2 separate regions of the Homo sapiens genome follow, and region 2 is linked to region 1. The links are chromatin loops, found by intact Hi-C in ENCODE. Cell type or tissue: K562. All regions are shown on one strand. Each heading gives the region's core, and the rest is flanking DNA. Links, peaks and the distances in the headings are about the cores only.

Region 1 (9,121 bases), core at 578-8,577:
ATTGTTTATTAGAGGGGATCCCAGGAAGCACTTCTAGGGGCGTGGGGAAGTGTGATAGGGAAGGGAAGGAAGACAACAGAGGGGGCGTTATTAAGCAGGTTACTCCCCTGTGCAAATGGGGTCAATCCTGCTGAGGAATTTTGGTAGACTGTGTAGAACACACCTTGGAGTTTATTCTACCAGGCAGGCAAAGAAGCTGGGGTATGTATTCACCAGCTTCTGTCTTTGCTTAAGTCCTGCTCCTGGGGTGAGTTTACTCCCCAGCGCTCCCAGCAGTCAGAAAAAGCCTGCAAGCAAACAATCGCAGGTGCCTCCAGCTGGAAGCCATGTGATTACTGTACACAGGAAAGGGTACTCCAGAGGAGACATAGGCAGGCAACTGACAGCCTCTGCTACAGGTTTTTTACTTCTGTGGTCAGTTTCCTCACCTGTAATGTAGTAGTGGTATTGCTGAGTGTACCTACTTTTCAGTTAATGTGAGGATAAATATGATGCATGTAAAAGATGTTTATAAAGTTTTGACTTGAAATTCACATTAAATAGCACATGCAATATTAATAAAAAACAGCTAGATAATTCCTAGATCTCTTTCATGTTTGCATTATATGATTCATTGCTTTTCCCATAAACTCCAGACAGCTAGGACTGGTATAACCTGAAGAATAATACAAACTAAATTGAAAAGGTATGTATATGATTCTTACTGATAGGGTTTTAAATTTTATATTAGTAATCCATCTTTTACATGTGACATCTGGAAACATTTAACTGCTACATCCTGGTCAAATGGAAGCTATCTATATGTTTGTGATTTATTCCCATCATTTTAAACAAAAAAAAATTTTTTTAATCTGTATCAAAGAGATTGGTATCTTGAGTTGCCTTTCTGTTGCTTATGTGACATTTAATAATTGTCTGGAAATACATTATTTATTCCTAATCAGAACACTTTCATCTCTACCACAGATATTTGCAGTCTCCCTGAATTTTGACACATAGTTTTTTGGTAAGTAATCTACCTTATAATATACCTATGGTGTCAGCAACTGACGGGTTTTAGGATTCTGAATCTCTAGGCAAACACGCTGAAAATTAGGGTTTAGTCATGGCAGTTTTAGCTTCTTTTCTATCAAAATAGACTATTTTTATTTATTTAAACAAACAAGAAGACAAAATATATATTACTGTTGCATGTATTTGTTTTTACCTCTAACTTTAAGTAGAAATGATGGCTCCTTTGCCATTTTCCTATTACATTTTTATTTTTTACTTGATTCTTTCTTGAAGTGCTTTGGATTTTTTTGTATATTCAGAAATATATAAAATTAATTATAAGAATTACTTGTCTTTAGTATGAGTTGCCAATATTCACTTTCTGCTTCATCATCGATCATGCAGTACAGATTACTTTTGTAATAGAGAAAATTAGCCTTTACTTTGAGTCGTTCTGGCCTTTATATCAGTTAGAAAGACCTTTTTTACTTTGAATAATAAAAAAATTCCCCACATGCTTTAACTTTTTAAATAATTATTTGATCAATTTTGACTTTATTCTAGTATAACATATGACACAGGAATCCTATATTTGCATTGTTACCCAGAGTCATAGTTTTAAAGTTTGTTCCTTTTTATCTGATGGTTGAATACACAATTATTCATGTAAAAGTAACACAGTAAAAGGGATGCTGTTTTCACAGCCTTCATGTCTCCCATCTTTGCTTCAACAGTGTTATGATTATGAAACCTATGCAATTAATCATTAGTATTAACACAGCCATCTTTTACCATTTTCTAGTCATTCATTTTCACTGAATACTAAGGTGAAATGAACTAAAACATTCAAAACCATTGCTTCAGCAGTAGTATTATAATGCCGGCACTCTTAATTATTCTCAGGCAGATGCAACTCTAATTCTAAAAGTACACAGGAAAGTGTTTCAAATGAACTATAAGTGCAATAAAACAAAACTCTGGGATTCTGTTAAATATAAGTAATTCCTCCACATCAGAGAGAAATGAGTTTCCCACATTTCTTTGAAGTTGACACATCTCGGGCAAATCTAATGATTGAATAAAGATACTTCTTACACTGCCCAAAGTATCTGTGTGTTGGGAATTTCTTGCTTCCTACCAAGCTTGCTTTGTTTCTACTTCCCTCTGTGTTACTTCCCAGTTCTTATATCTAGATAGCAACTCTACCAATGCCTCTGAACATTGTTTTTGTGATATACAATCTCCATATTAAATGTAGGATTTGAAGTTCTGAGATGACTCACACATCTTTAATTCCACATTGAGATGGGCTTCACCATTTCTCCCCAACCCTATAAAAGAAGCTTTTCTGGGGAATTTAAACTTTAGCCTAGATGATAACAGATAAAATCCGGAAATAGTCCTACCAAACCAGAGAGAGAAAAGGGAGAGGCAGAGACGGTCTCGGCCACCATTTTGTCTTCCAGTCAGAAATAGAGTCAGAGTTTTTGACTGAGCTCCTTCTCATATTGGTTCCACAGTCTCTAAAACACTCATCTTTTTCCAAGTTTTCTTCTGAACAATCACCTCTACTTGAATTGAACTAGTGAGTTTGTATTAAATTTAGTCTTTCTCTTCAAAAAATTAATGAATGGAAAAATAAACATAAAGAAATAAACTGTCACTACATGTGGGCATTGTAAGAAACTGCCCATGGAGATGTATTGCAATATCTTGGTGAGACAGTTTTCATAAAAGAATAGTCATAGAAATACAGCCAAATTTCTAATACAACATGTTTTTGAAAATCTGATCATCAGTGTGATGGCTAATATTAGGTGTCAACTTGATTGGATTGAAGGATGCCTAGATAGCTGGTATTGTTTCTAGGTATGTCTGTGAGGGTGTTGCCAGAGGAGATCAACATTTGAGTCAGTGGACTGGGAGAGGAAGACTCACCCTCAATGTGAGTGTGCACCATCCAACTGGCTGCCAGCTCAGCTACAACAAAGTAGGCAGAAGAAAGTGAGATGAGCTGGCTTGCTGAGTCTTCTGGCTTTCTTCTTTGTCCCGTGCTGGATGCTTCCTGCCCTTGGTCATCAGACTCCAGGTTCTTCAGCTTCTGGACTCTTGGACTTACACCAGTGGTTTTCCAGGGGCTCTCAGGCCTTCAGCCACAGACTGAAGGCTATACTATCAGCTTCCCTGCTTTTGAGGCTTCTGAACTCTGACTGAGCCACTATTGGCTTCCTTCTTCCTCAGCTTGCAGACAGCATATCATGGGACTTCACCTTGTAATCATGTGAGTCAGCTCTCCTCAAGAAACTCCCCTTCATATATACATATGCCCTATTAGTTTTATCCCTCTGGAGAACTCTGACTAATAATCCAGAAATAATTAATAGTGTTAAACATTTACATGGAGGAATAAGCTGTCCAAAATGTTTTCCATTAGTTTTCCATTAATTGCAGAGTTAACAGACTGGAAAATTTACCTCTGCTTCTTACGTGAGGTCATTGAATGTAGTAAGTTGGTGCAAAGGTAATTGCAGTTTTTGTAGTTAAAAGTAAGGCAAAAACCACAGTTACTTTTGCATCAACCTAATATTTAGGAATAGTGTTGAAACTATGCCCCAAAGAGTTAAACACACCAACGACTAACAGAAATTCTTGAGTTTGCAGGATGATAGATAAGAAAAGAAAGAACTTGCAAAACCACTGAAACTGTGTCTGCTTGCAAGATAACACAACTAGCTAAAATTGGTTGCAATCAATATGGCCAACTAGATTCTGCACAGAACCAGCTTGCTGATGTCACAACCCGAATTTGCACTGCATGTTTCATACTAACTCCTCCCCAAATTTGCACATGTTATCCATGAGGTAGTGTGAAGAGATAACTGAGCATGCCCAAGGATTTTCCAGACCTCCCTTTCCTTCCACCAATCACCTATTAATCCCAGATTCCACCACCTAAATCTTGTCTAATCAAATTACTGCCTTAAAGACAGCACAGGGAATAAATTTGAGCTGGATTCCTGTCTCCTTGTTGGCCAGATTTCAATAGAAGGCTTTATTTTTCCCAAAAATCCTGGTGTCATAGTATTGGCTTCTAGCGCGTGTGGCAGCAAGCTGGTTAGGCTCTGTAACAGTGTAGGGATAGAAGTTTGTTCCTAGCTGATAAGAAAACATTACCTCAACTACTTACATTTTCTTTGACACAGAATGTTGATGAGTTTCATAAGAAATGACTCTCGCATGGGGAAGGATGAATTCTTCTGTTACTAAGGAGATTGAAACCAAATCTCAGAGATCACATCCAGATCTCAGCTGGCAAAGAACATTTAGAAACACACCCAACCCAACACTTCACAAGCATAGCTTTAAAAATTTTGAGAATCACATCCTCCAGAGCAGATTTTCAATGTGAATTTTACTGTGGACCAGCAATGTTTCTACATCAGACCTCAAGAATGAGGAAAAGATGGAAGGAGAAAAACTGAGAAGAGTCACAACATCTATTTCTAAAAGGGAGTTGCAAAAGGAAGCACAACAAAAAATATGACTTTAAGACACATGCACATGTATGTTTATTGCCACATTTATTCGTAATAGCAAAGACATGGAATCAACCTAAATGCCCATCGATGGTAGACTGAATAAAGAAAATGTGGCACATATACACCTTGGAATACGATGCAGCCAATTAAAAAAAATGAGATTATGTCTTTTGCAGATACATGGATGGATTTGGTGGCCATTATCCTCAGCTAACACAGGAACAGAAAACCAAATACTGCATGTTCTACAAATGGGAGATAAATGATGAGAACACATGGACACATACAGGGGAACAACACGACTGGGACCTATCAGAGGGTAGAAGGTGAGAGAAGGGAGAAAATCGGAAAAAATTACTAAGGGTATGAGGCTTAATACCTGGGTGATGAAATAATCTGTACAAACCCCCATGACACAAGTTTACCTATGTAGCAAACCTGCACATGCACCCCTGAACTTAAAATAAAAGGTTTTTAAAAAGGAACAATGCAATGCTAGAACTAAGGAAATCCAAATAAAGTATGGACTTCAGTTAATTAGGAAAAAGTAAAAGAAGCTACAAGACCTAAAAAAAGGGCTGACTACAAATGTGTGTTAAAATACATGGTCTGTGAAAGTCTTGAAGAACCTCCAACCTCCCATGTAAACATCTCTAAAATCAAAATTTGTGCTATCTGGCTTCACATCTCAAATGATCCCTTGGATTTTAGTTCCTGGTATTTATTCTGTTCCCAGTCTAGACAATGTACCTTCAATACTTCTCTCTTGGAATGTTTGTGGACTCCTCCTAGCCCCCAACATTATGGGAAGAGGCCCACTTCCCTGTCACTGGGTTTTCTTCCAGACATACCTACACGTGGCTCAGCTCCCATCAAAAAGGAGAGAGATCAGGCAATTAACCCCACTTAACAAAGGATAAATAGGTTTGTAAAAGGTAAGTAATTTTCCCACTGAGGTTCTTTTTTTTTTTTTTTTTGAGACGGAGTCTCGCTCTGTCACCCAGGCTGGAGCGCAGTGATGCAGTCTCGGTTCACTGCAAGCTCCACCTCCCGGGTTCACGCCATTCTCCTGCCTCAGCTTCCCGAGTAGCTGGGACTACAGGTGACCGCCACCACACCCGGCAAATTCTGTTTTTGTCTTTTTAGTAGAGATGGGGTTTCACCATGTTAGTTAGGATGGTCTCGATCTCCTGACCTCGTGATTCGCCTGCCTCGGCCTCCCAAAATGCTGGGATTACAGGCGTGAGCCACCGCGCCCGGCCAATGTTCTCATTTTTTTTACCTGTAATTGGAAAGATTTTGAAATGGTTGATATTAAAAAATGAGAAAAATTGAATTCAAATAGAACGTGCCTTCTCAACTACAGCAATATTGCCCCCCAAGGAAGTAAGATCAGTTCTTTTGGTGGAGACAGGGCAGCAAATCTTGCTGGGTTTGTAACTTACCCAGCAAAATATTATTCTTTAGTATTCAATTATCTCATTAGGTAAAAGGTAAATTTAAATTAAATTTTTTCTTTATATGGGGCTGATAATTTAAAAAAAAAAACAGGCTGAGAAACACTGATACCAGATAACAATTTCCTAAATACAATATTTAATTTGTGTACAATATAGTTAACTAGATACCAATACTTACAAATGATATTGACTTTAAATCCTGTATCATTAAGGATTACCTGGCTGAAGAATTTGTCTTAATACTCTTTTTCATGATTATATAATTTTGCTGGTCTTCTTCTATAATCTTTGGTGTTCTTTGATAATCTGAACAGTTGATCATTGCAGTTTCTATTAGGGAATTTATTAATGACAGAAAAATCTCAGTTTTTGCTTATGACACTGCTTTAAGTTCTAATTTGCATAATACGAATGACATTTTTCTTTGTGCATTCCTGAAGCTTATTCTCTCTCTCTCTCTCACTCGCTCACTCACTCTTGCTCTCACTCTCTCACTCTCTCGCTCTTTCCCTCTCTGCCCCTTCTGACTGCTGGCTTTGTTTTTTGAAACATATACTTTGGTATATGTGGCAGTTTTCAGCTTTAATTCAGTTTTCAAAATCCTCTTCCATTAGGCAGAGCTGTAGATGCCATAATAGCCTCTCTGTCAGATTGTTAGACCAGCTTTCCCTACTGTTGCTGATTCATTCCTGACCATTTTACACTTACTGCTTTGTAGGCTACACCTACTGTTGAATTGGTTTTGAATTTTAAACTTTTAGATTTAAAATTTTTAATAAACAGTTTTTTTTGGAAGTGACTTCTGAAAGGGACAAAAAAACCCCAGCTGTTCTTAAACCTGAAATAAGTTTCGCCCAAACTCACTAAAATCACTTTAAAGTGGCTTTAAAGTGGGGATGAATTTGGAGGTCTAGATGTGGCTGATTTTACTGACATTTTAAGCAAAGAACCATTTTTCTAACTCTCTGATTTAAATGTGTCATCCATCTCTTTGTATCATAGCAATTTTATTTAAAGTTCATGAAATAAATATTTCACAAAGATATTGTGCATTTTTCTATTTCTTGAGAAAGTGGGAACACAGTAAGCAAAACACACAAAAAGATGTTTAAATTGTAACCTTTGATTTGGGGAAAACAATTTTTAAAAACTCAATTCTGAGAAGACATATTTTCATTAAGTATAAAGAGTAAGAGGACTACAGAAACAATTTAGTCCCATAAGTCTTATCATTGTTTTTGCAACTTCACCCAAAAGAAACAATTAGATTTATTAGATGTAATATTAATTGTACCAACTAAGTTTTATAACACCTTCTAATTCATTTCTAATAAGGATGGTTTTGTACCTACTATACCATATTTTGTATTTTAGGGACCATTTTTTTTTCCTTTTCAACTTTTATTTTAGAATCAGGGGTACATGTGCAGGTTTGTTGCAAAAGTATTTCTCACGATGCTGAGGTTTGGGTTATGGCTGAACTTGTCACCCAGGTAGTGAGCATAGTACCCAATAGGTAATTTTTCAACCCTTGCCCTCCTTCCTCTCTCCCTCCTCTTTTTTTTTTTTTTTTTTTTTTTTTGAGACAGAGTCTTGCTCTGTCGCCCAGGCTGGAGTGCTGTGGCACGATCTTGGCTCACTGCAACCTCTGCCTCCTGGGTTCATGCCATTCTCCTGCCTCAACCTCCTGAGTAGCTGGGACTGCAGGCGCCCGCCACCACACCCAGCTAATTTTTTGTATTTTTTAGTAGAGACGAGGTTCACCTTGTTAGCCAGGATGGTCTCGATCTCCTGACTTCGTGATCCACCCGCCTCAGCCTCCCAAAGTGCTGGGATTACAGGCCTGAGCCACCGCGCCCGGCCTCCTCTCTCTCTCCTTTAGTAGACCCCAGTATCTATTGTTTCCATCTTTATGTCCATGTGGACCTAATGTTTAGCTCCCACTTACATGCGAGAACATATGGTATTTGGTTTTTTGTTCCTGCATTAATTTGTTTAGGATAATTGCCTCCAGCTGCATCCATGATGCTGCAAAGGACATGATTTCATTCATTTTTATGGATACATACTATTCCACAGTGATATGGTTTGGCTGTGTCCCTACCAAAATCTCATCGTGAATTGTAGTTTGCATAATTCCCACGTGTTGTGAGAGGGACCCAGTGGGAGGTAATTAAATCATGGGGGTAGATTTTTCCCTTGCTGTTCTCATGATAGTGTATAAGTCTCATGAGATCTGATGGTTTTATAAAGGGTAGTTCCCCTGCACACAGTCTCTTGCCGGCTGCCGTGTAAGACAAATACCTTTGCTCTTCCTTTGCCTTCTGCCATGACTGTAAGCCCTCCCCAGCCATGCTTAGCAGTGAGTCAATTAAACCTCTTTCCTTTACAAATTAGCTGGTGTTGGTTATGTCTATATTAGCAGCATAAGAATAGACTAATACAGTACATTGGTACCAGTAAAGTGGGGTGCTGCTATAACGATAACTGAAATTATGGAAGCAACTTTGGAACTGGGGAACAGAAGTTGGAACAGTTTAGAGGACTCAGAAGAAGATACGAAAATGTGGTAAAGTTTAGAACTTCCTAAAGACTTGTTGAATGAATTGACCAAAATGCTGATAGTGACATGGACAATAAGATCCAGGCTGAGGTGGTCTCAGATGGAGATGAGGAACTTGTTGGGAACTGGAGAAAGGTCACTCTTGCTATGCAAATAGACTGGCAGCATTTTTCCCCTGCCCTAGAGATCTGTGGAACTTTGAACTTGAGAGAGAGAATGTGAAATTGGAACTTACGTTTAAAAGGGAAGCAGAGCATAAAAGTTTGGAAAATTTGCAGCCTGACAATGTTATGGAAAAGAAAAACCCATTTTATGGGGAGAAATTCAAGCCAGCTGCATAAAATTTGTATAAATAACAAGGTGCCAAATGCTAATCACCCAGACAATGGGGAAAACATCTCCAGGGCATGTCAGAGAACTTTGAGGCAGCCCCTGCAATCACTGGCCTGCCTGCCCATAGTCCTAGGAGGAAAAAATGCTTTCATGGGCTTGGCCCAGGGCCCCCCTGCTGTGCAAAGCCTATGGCCTTGGTGCTCTGCATCCCAGCCACTCCAGCTGTAGCTAAA
Region 2 (9,121 bases), core at 811-8,810, 51 kb after region 1:
GATGGGTTAATAGGCTACATATATACTGGTGACAATACAACATAATGATTAAGAACATGGGACTTAAAGTCAATAGAGCTGTCGATGACCAGCTGTGTGACTTTGGGCAAGTTAACTCCACCTCCACGAGTCACATTGTCATCTGTAAAAGGGGTGACAGTAATAAGACTTAATCCATAAACTATAGTGAGAATTAAATAAATGAATGCTTGTAAGAACCTAGCAGCATGCCTGCTGATACATAATATGCCCTCAATACATGTTTTCAAAACTGCAACATACTGAAATTTCAAGTTAAGTAAAGTACATAAGCTAAATGTTGATATGTATACATTTGGAGAAGGGAAGTTTGGTGTTTCTCAAACATAAAGTGAGACGTTGAAAGAAAAATTTTAAAAAGTGATCCAAAATGTATTTTTAAAACAAATTTTTAATTGATCCCACATGCCATGTACAATGTAGTAACAGCTCAAACAAGAAAAAGATATAGATGCAGCATGATTTGCTATCAAAATACATTACAAACAAAATCAATTTGCAGACACAAGCTCACTAACTGAGGAAATCTTTCCACATGACATAGTTTACAAAGAAGAAAGAGTGAAGACCTGAGGTCTGGCTGGTCACAAAGAGGCCATTCAAAAGAAGGGATGTGTGAAATATTCTTTTTTGAGAAATTTTCCTTGTTCCCAGAAACACATGTAATTGTTATAAATGCATTATTTTATCAATGTCCAGCCAACTAATTTTCCAGCAAGTACTTGTTCTTAGATCTTTTATCTTCCCATATATTTTTTTAGATCCTAATTGCTCCTATGCACAGGCAAAATAAATGCAGTGATAGAAGTACATTAAAGTAAGAAATAAGAGAATACTAGTTTCTAAAAGGAAAATGATACACACTAAAAGATCTTCATTATATTTAGGGTGATATATATGAGAGAAAGCTACAGCCAAGCAATTGAATCTTTTTTCTACCCAAAAGTAGCAGAAAAAAATGAACAATCACAGAGCAAATACCATACATTAATTTAGAGGAAAACTTGATGCCAATAGAAGGTAATAAACTACTCCATTGACACTTGCATTTTCATGTCGTTAGTATTTACAGGAGCCAATTCATGGAGCCTAAAAACTATTATTAAGTAACACCTTAACTGAATTTTCAGCCTTTGAACTCAAGCATAGGAGTATCAGCCAAGCCCTCTCACACAACCAGCCATTGGACCAGCCCATGAAAGTCAGCCACAAATGTCCATTCAGAGAACATCCTCAGTTTCTCCTTGGCATCCTTCAGTGTCTGGGTTAGATTCCATAGGCCTGGAAGGCTTCTCCATTAGAATATCATCTCCCTGCCTCCCACTATCTTCCTTGGTCTCCTCGTGGAAAGAGTGTGGCAGGCAGTCCTGCTCTGAGTTACTCCAGACATAGCCAGGTAAAGTGATGTGGCTGTCAGGCTGTCTGCTGGCGATCTTGGCAGCTTTGCCAGAGATAAGCACCATGCGTGTGCTGGCCGCCACCTGTGACTGGCTGCTGGTGCTGTGCGTCACGGTGGTGAGCACTGAGCCGCATCTGCGGCTGCCACATGGCGGTGTCCTTTTCCAGTCCACGGAGAGGTTCCACCGACTCCACATCTTCTTCACCTCTGCCTGAACCTAAGCCACGAGAAACATGCTGTGCATGAGAAATCCTAAAGGAGACCCTGCAGCCTTGTTACAAAGATGTTTGCCTTGATTTCAATGACAGCAATAATCATTGATTGAGGTTCCTCTACGTGCCAGGGACTTTATCTATGACTTTCTCTCAACCTCAAAAAACCTTCAAGACAGGTGTTAGTTTTGGAGGTGAGCAAATTGAAGCTTAGAGAGAGGTGAAGGGACTTGTCCAAGATCAGACTTTAAACAGAAGTTTAAATGCAGCCCATAGAAATACCTGACATATGGGAGAGGAAAAAAAGGAGATTCTGGGTTGGAAGAGAAACTCAAGATAAACATTGCCAGTGAGAACTTCAGAACTCTCGCGTGGCACATGACAAGCCCACTGGAACCCCTGCACTGAGACCTGCCCAAACTCAAGCATGGTTCTAGCAGCACAAGGTGGCATCCCTAGGATGATCTCAGCCATTGATAGTGCCTGCCTGAGAAAGCTCAGTGCTGCCAGGAGAATTTACTATTTGCTCTAGCCAGCACACACCTGATGATAGGCCCATGACTCCCCTTTCTTAGGGCATTTACTAAAAAGGTTCACAATTGTAAATATGTAGCTCTTCTAACTCAGAAGCATCTCTCTCAAGGACCTGAGAGCCATCCCTTCAAAATATAAAAATCAAGAGGGATAAGGCCTCTTGTCTCCCAGTCTCTGTGGGAAGATAGAATTCTATCTTAAATAACTGCCTGATTGCTAGCACAGCTGGCCTAAACGTGTTTATACTGACCAAATATTTTTTCACTTCTTTGACTCTACTGAGCCCTTACACTCCACCTCCCTCATTCTCCCTTTAAAATGCCCAAATCACTTCTGTGTGAAGTGGAATTGGGCTCAGCTCTTTCCCCTGCTGTCAGTAGTTACTGAATAAAATCTGTTTTCACCACTTAAATTGCTGATGTCTTTGGCACCAGCTGAGGCTGAGGAATGGCGTAGAAGGTACTCAATTTGAAATGTAACTGTCATGCTATCAATCTGCATCGGCAGCCTAAAGGAGTCAGAGTGAGAAAAGAAGGCTCGTGGATAGAAAAGCAGGCACTGCAAATGCATTCTTAATAGGGTGGGGCTCTTATTTCCATTCCTACTACTGAAGATTCATTTCTACTTCAATTGCCACTTTTCAGAAGAGAGTTTATTTGGAAGTTCCATGGGAAGCAGTGGAAATCCAGTATGCTGATGTCACCTGAAACAACAAACTTCTATCTGTTCATCTTGGCAAAAACAAATCAACACCTGACTGACAGAGCAGAAGCACCATCATCTTGGATAAACACCACCACTTTAAGTCCAGCTCCCTTTCTAACCTCATGCATTTTGAGGAAATCACTTCCCTTCTAACAACAAGCAGCCAGAAAGAGCAGACAGTATAAAACACTGATAAGACAGCTCGGGCACAGAGGAAGTGGAGAAAGTCTCTTGGGTAACCACAAAACTTCACAGTCTACAATGGACCCCAGTAAAACAGTGGGTCCTAATAAATACATTCCTTTCCCTTTAGGTGCACCAAGATATGGAAGCTAAAAGCAGACTTGGGGGGCGGGGGGTAGGAGGGGCTGTGCCTGCAGCTGCAGGAAGATGTATGGATAAAACACAAAAATTCTCCCTCCCAGATAAGCAAGACAAAGAGATACAGAAGCAGTCCAAGCCTGTGATAAGCTCTCCCACCCTGAACCCTTAAAAACTCTTAGTCTGTAAGAGAGAAGGCTCTCTGACCTAACTTGGCCAGAAGCCCCTCCCAGGTTTATTCTCCTAAATAAACCCATCTTTGACTGTTGAGTGCTTTTTGGGTTTCTTTCCTCTTTCTTTAACTCTTAAACTGACCTACTTACCCCTCCTGCAAAATAAGGTAAGAACAATACACAAGTAAGTCAGGAAATTAATTTAAGCTCTTTCTGCAAGCACTGGACTAGCATGCCACAATGTCCAAACCCTAAACATGGTCAGAAGCATCAGCTGGTGTACCGCAATAAAAGTATCTGTGCACTTCTGGGGCCTGCAGCAAGCTTAAAATTTGAGAGAAGAAACATGGCAGCTCATCCAACAGCAGGGCATATTAAAAGTTACAAGGTAAAATGTATTATTATCTAGTGTAGTTACTTCTCTCCAGCCAACTCCTAAATGAACTAAAATTGTCCCATCATCATCTTATAGTTCAAAAAACATCAAAATATTTGAATGAATTTGTCCCAGGGAAACTAATAAGTTTTGTACAGAACTTAAAATGGAATAGAAGTTTAAGTATTAACCAGAATATGATGTTCACTGTCCATCCAAGTGTCTGTTTGTATTCCAACAAGTTGCTTTTTAATGTCAGAGTGTACAGATGAGTTCACATTTAAAAGTGCTAGAAGAGGAAGACTTTAGGTTATTTGCACTAATTCTTTCTTTTCCAAAATAATTTATGATTAAAATAGCTTCCTTCTCCTCACCCATTCCATCCTGGAAATCCTGGAAATTCTAAAGAGATTCAGGATACATTGTGATGGCCATTTACAAGCTGAAGCGAGACCTGTCCAAGGTTCCTACAAACCTACCTCTCCATTGCAGTAGCAGTAGATGATAGACACAAAGAAACCCTGCAGACAAAAGAGAAAGTCAGCCCACTGCCAACTCAGAAACTCACAGCACTTAAGCATCTTGTGCCAAAATGTGTACGTCCAAAAATTGTTTTTTATGATTCCTTCAGAGAATTATATACAAATTATTCTCTCCTAGTGTTTCCAAATCCTTATGTTTACATTAAATTTGTTTGACGTCTTTCCTTGGTGTCAGCTGAACCAAATAAGTCACTAAATAAAGCATTCCAAGATACACAAGGAATAGGTTTCTATCCTATTAGTTTCATTTATGTTGTGACCCATGGATCACATAATACCTATCCTCTGCTTGGTAAGAGGAAGTTATAAGCTGTAAATGCTGAAAACTACAAACATAAAGTATTGTATGGTAAGAATACAAAGAAACCTTTTATTTCGTTCATTCAAAAATATTTACTGAGCTTATGCAGTGTGGTAGCTGTTCAGCATGACAGGGGCAGGGATAAACAATGTAAACAAAACAGACAAGTTCCCTGTTCTAGAAAGGAAGAGACATGGATAAAATATAAACAAATAGCACATGAGAAAAATGCAAAATGAGAAGGGTTATGCAAGAAAAGAAATGAGTGATTTTAAAAAGAGTAATGTAGTGGATGTATTAGATGAGGAACTCAACAAAGTATCTCTGAGAGTGATACTCAAGTGTGTTTGAGTGACAAGAACAAGTAGCCAGCTGTGTAAATATTTGGGGAAAAAGCAGTCCAGGCAAAAGGAATACAAGTGTGAGCCCTAGAGGCAGAGGTGAACTTAAGCAACAGAACGTATGGAAGCAATATTGTGCCCTAACTTAATGAGCTACATGGAGGCTGGTGTGATACAGGGTGAGAGGCAGACAGGCTCCACGACATGCAGGGCTGTGTATGCCAAACAATGGTATGTGAGTTTTAGTTTGACTGCAACTGGAAATCTTTGAGTATTTCTGGCAAGTATATGACATGATCAAATGTATATTCTTAAGATTCTCCAGACTATCATATGTGGACTAGCAAATGAGTAAGCAGGACAAAGAGTAATCCATGTGCGAGATGATGGTAATTACAGCTTCAAATGAGATAAAATGTGTGCCAGCAACCTCTTCCTCAGTTTTGTCTCCCCTCCCCACTCCTTTTTGCTCTTTCCTGCCTTCACCTTCTTTTACTTTTGTTTATCTTCCATACACACAAGCAGAGGTCCTCATTCTTATAGGTGTTACATATTTTACAACAAGATGTTCCTTATCTCTCTGTCCAGGCTTTTTTTGTGTGACGAACAGCTCCAGAACTGCTCCTGCTGTGAGCAGAGGATTAACCTGACCTCTATAGGACAGAAAAGCACAGGCACTATAGAAATATTGACCTTTCTGCACCCCCCAACTCCCCAGACAGGTGCATCAAAGCCAGAGAGAGTGCAGAGAAAAAGGTTGTAAGTGACCAAAAGGAAAAAAAACTGCAAATTACAAGAATCAGATGACTAGGCAGCACCCTTTACCTGAAAGGAGTTGAAGAAGAGCTCACAGTGCATGCGGATCTCCCACCCGAGCCCAGTGAAGGAGTGAGGCAGGCATACGAACACGATGTAATGCACTCCAAAGACTAGGACCAGGACCAGTGTCGATTTGGCCAGTTTCCTAAAGGAGAACAGCAAGTCTTTTCATTCATTAACTAGAGTGCCTTTCAGTAAAGACAGCGTGCTGGAGGAAAAAAAAAACTTAGCAGAGCTAATGGGGGTGGGGCTGACACTTTCTTTTTATCTTTTCTTGAGACAGGGTTTCACTCTATCTGTCTCCCAGGCTGGCGTACAGTGGCGTGATCACAGCTTACTGCAGTGTCGACCTCCTGAGCTCAAGCAATCCTCCTGTCTCAGCATCCCAAGTAGCTGTGACTACAGGTGCTTGCCACCATGCCTGAATATTTTTTTAATTTTTTTGTAGAGACGGGGTCTCGCCATGTTGCCCAGGCTTGGGCTGACCTTTCTCTATCTCTTTGGATCCCACTGCTTCTGCTAGTTTTTTCCCTTCCCTCCTCTTTCTGTCACTTACATACTAAACCAGGTAGTTTATTCTCACTCCCTGTAATTGCTAGCCCCTAAATCTCTCCAGTCTTATTTCCACTCCTCTTGCTTAAAGGAGTCTATTTACATAAAGTTGTAAAATGCCTTTTTTCTGTCCTAAGTTTCCTTTAACTTCTATATTTGAGACTTAAAGAAGTGTTACTTCTATCCAGATTAACTGCCTTTACTTTCATAGAAGTAGTTTAGCTTATTTTGTTCATTTTAAAATCAATTACTCCCTTGTTTCTTCTTACATTTGTATCTCCATTTTTCACTGATGATGCTTATTTTGGGAGACATTTTATATTTTTCTATGAGCCATATGTGGTCAGTTCATCTTGACTTCTCTGAATATTCTCTGCCAAATACTCTGTCTCAAGGTGCCTTTAGGTCTATTTTGTCTGTCTTTTTGGCAAACTAAGTAGTTTGATATAGTTTCATCATTCTCCTTAACTGCCTCTTTCTACAAGTTTTCTTAAGTATTTGGAAGAATTCCAGGCTTTCCAATATGATGGTTATTCTAAGTGGGCTTCCATGATCCCCCCTCCTGCTATTTTTGCCCCTGTTTTATCCTTTCCCTCTAAGTGTAGGCAAGACCTGGGACTTGTGTCTAACCAGTAGATTATGGCAAAGATGACAGCATCCCACTTCTGAGATTACATTGCATAAGGCTGTAACTTTCATCTCACTAGCAGACTGGCTCTCTTGCTTGGTTCGATGAAGCAAGCCACCATGTTGTGAGCTGCTATACTGAGAGGCCCATGTAGCAAGGAAAGGTGGCATCTGGACAACAGCCAGCAAGTAACTGAATCCTACCAACAATCACATGAACTTAGAAGTAGATTCTTCCCCAGTCCAACCTTAGGATAAGACCACAGCCCCAGCTGACAAATCAATTGCAGCCTGGTAAGAGATCCTGAAGCAGGGGATCCATACCCAGATTCCTGACCTACAGAAACTGGGAAATAGCAAGGGAGTTGTTTTAAGCCGCTAGGTTTGTGGTCATTCCTTTTGCAGCAATAGATAGCTAGCACCCTCAAGCATACTATTTTCTGGGAGGTTTTCCTGGAGTGGGTGAGGTTATACTTTTTATCCAAGAAATTGCCAAATCTGGCTTCTTCTTTCATAATTATTGCAAATATCTCCCTTTCTCTGTGAATTATTTACACTCTAATAATCTCAAACAATTGACCCTCTTCCTTTCTCACTAGTCTTTCCTCCTGCTGCTTTATTTATCTGTTTTTCTTCTTGGAAATAAGCTGTATGAGTGAGTACAGATCACACTAGACTAAGGCTACAGAGATCTTGATTCAGGTTCCATACTTGATATTAACTACCTGTGTGAGTGTGATTTAGTTTTATCTCCAAAATGAGGAAATAGGGCCTAGAAGTCCATATGAGCTATAATATTCTCAGGCTTTACTGGGAATCATCTTCCATGTACATACACTTTCCTATCATAACCCTCTTGACAATAGGAGCTAGAATGTCCCATAAAATCATGTTGAAATCATATTGAAATGCCTAATGTAGAAGTAGGTAGAGTTGTACATTTCCTACACCTCATTGTCCTCTGCCTGTCTTATCTCTCACTAGTACCTGAACCATCTGCTCCACCCACTCATCCTCACATTCAGAGCTTCCCTGCAGCCTACGGGCTTTCTCCTATGCTGCTCCTGGTACTCACACCTCCTACTTTGAGTTACCTACAGCCTATTCAATATGAAGATTCTACCTTAAATCTATTCCATCCAAGGCAAGATCCTTGATAAACAGTGGGTTCCTCTGACCTAACTGGTCCTTTCAACCGTCAGGGCTCCCTGGGATGTGCTTGTTCTCCTGAATCCTGATGGTGAGTGCCCCCTTCCCACCACTGCCTATGTGGGCAGGACACTGAGTGCCTTCATGGCATTTTAGTTCAGCCTAATCAGATAAAAGGGGACAGAATTAACTCACTTGCAAAACCTTGAAAGTCTTGTCTAACATCACTCTTAAACAAAAATTATATTTCCTCCTTTAAGATGAAAGGGTAAATCCTCCCAGAGACCGTTCTCAAAATCAAGCTACTGATTTTTCCTACTGTGTATGACTAGGAGCCCAAAATTAAGTTAAAACAAAAAATACACCAGTGTAGCACATTGTGAAATTATCACAAATGTAAACATTGGGGACAGTTTGGTTCAATGCAGAATAAGGAAAATTTGCTTTAGGCAACCAAAATGTAGTGGGTATCCTCCAGGCTCAGCCATCTGGGTTTTTCTCCCTTTTTTTCTAGGACTAAGCTCTTCTATAACTCCATGGAGATAGAAGTTTGTTTATTAAAAACAGGTAGTAATTATATTCATTTTCTATTGTATAACAAACTAGTATGAATTTAGTGGTTTAAAACAATACTCATTTGTTCTCTCTCAGTTTCTATAGGCTAGGAGTCCAGGCACATACCCTGGGCCCCTGGCCCACAGTCTCTCAAGGCTGAAATTAAAGTGTTGGCTGCATTCTTATCTGGGCCTCAGGGTTCACTTCTAAGTTCATTCAGGTTGCTTGAAAAATCTCAGATTCTTGCAGTTGCGGGGCTGTTTTTTGGCTGTCAACCAGTGGTCACACAATACCTGCAGGCTTTTCTCAGGTTCTAGCTATAGGCCCTCACAACATGTCAGATTGCTTCCTCAAAGCCAGCAGGAGAATCTCGCTCCAAGCTCACAGGATGGAATCTTATATAACACATCATAATCACAGGAATGACTATCCTAACATCTTTGTCATATAAAGTAAACTAACCAATGGAAAGGCTA

The links. A loop is a pair of places that touch in the nucleus more often than their neighbours do. Peaks named below come from ENCODE experiments on the same cell type or tissue, not always from the same donor. Only the 100,000 strongest peaks of a DNase experiment are listed, where the experiment ranks them.
Region 2: a loop joins it to region 1, with 4 times the contacts of the local background. A loop is called at or near these places in 2 of 110 quality-filtered maps.

The regions. Positions count from the first base shown.
Region 1 is chr2:208,536,802-208,545,922 of GRCh38, reverse strand. It overlaps LOC101927960 (a long non-coding RNA gene), which reads right to left and starts at 3,281. Exons shown (of 6, transcript NR_136588.1): 1 at 2,932-3,281. In K562, for the core only: no CTCF peak of the experiment used is centred there; DNase peaks (open chromatin) are centred at 3,282, 3,782 and 4,152; H3K4me3 peaks cover 2,416 bases.
Region 2 is chr2:208,485,798-208,494,918 of GRCh38, reverse strand. It overlaps PTH2R (parathyroid hormone 2 receptor), which reads right to left. Exons shown (of 13, transcript NM_005048.4): 11 at 5,769-5,907; 12 at 4,239-4,280; 13 at 413-1,655. The coding sequence ends at 1,260. Among named protein-coding and RNA genes, the nearest start is that of PTH2R, 84 kb to the right of the region's middle. In K562, for the core only: CTCF peaks have their summits at 5,050 and 5,595; a DNase peak (open chromatin) is centred at 5,508; H3K4me3 peaks cover 419 bases.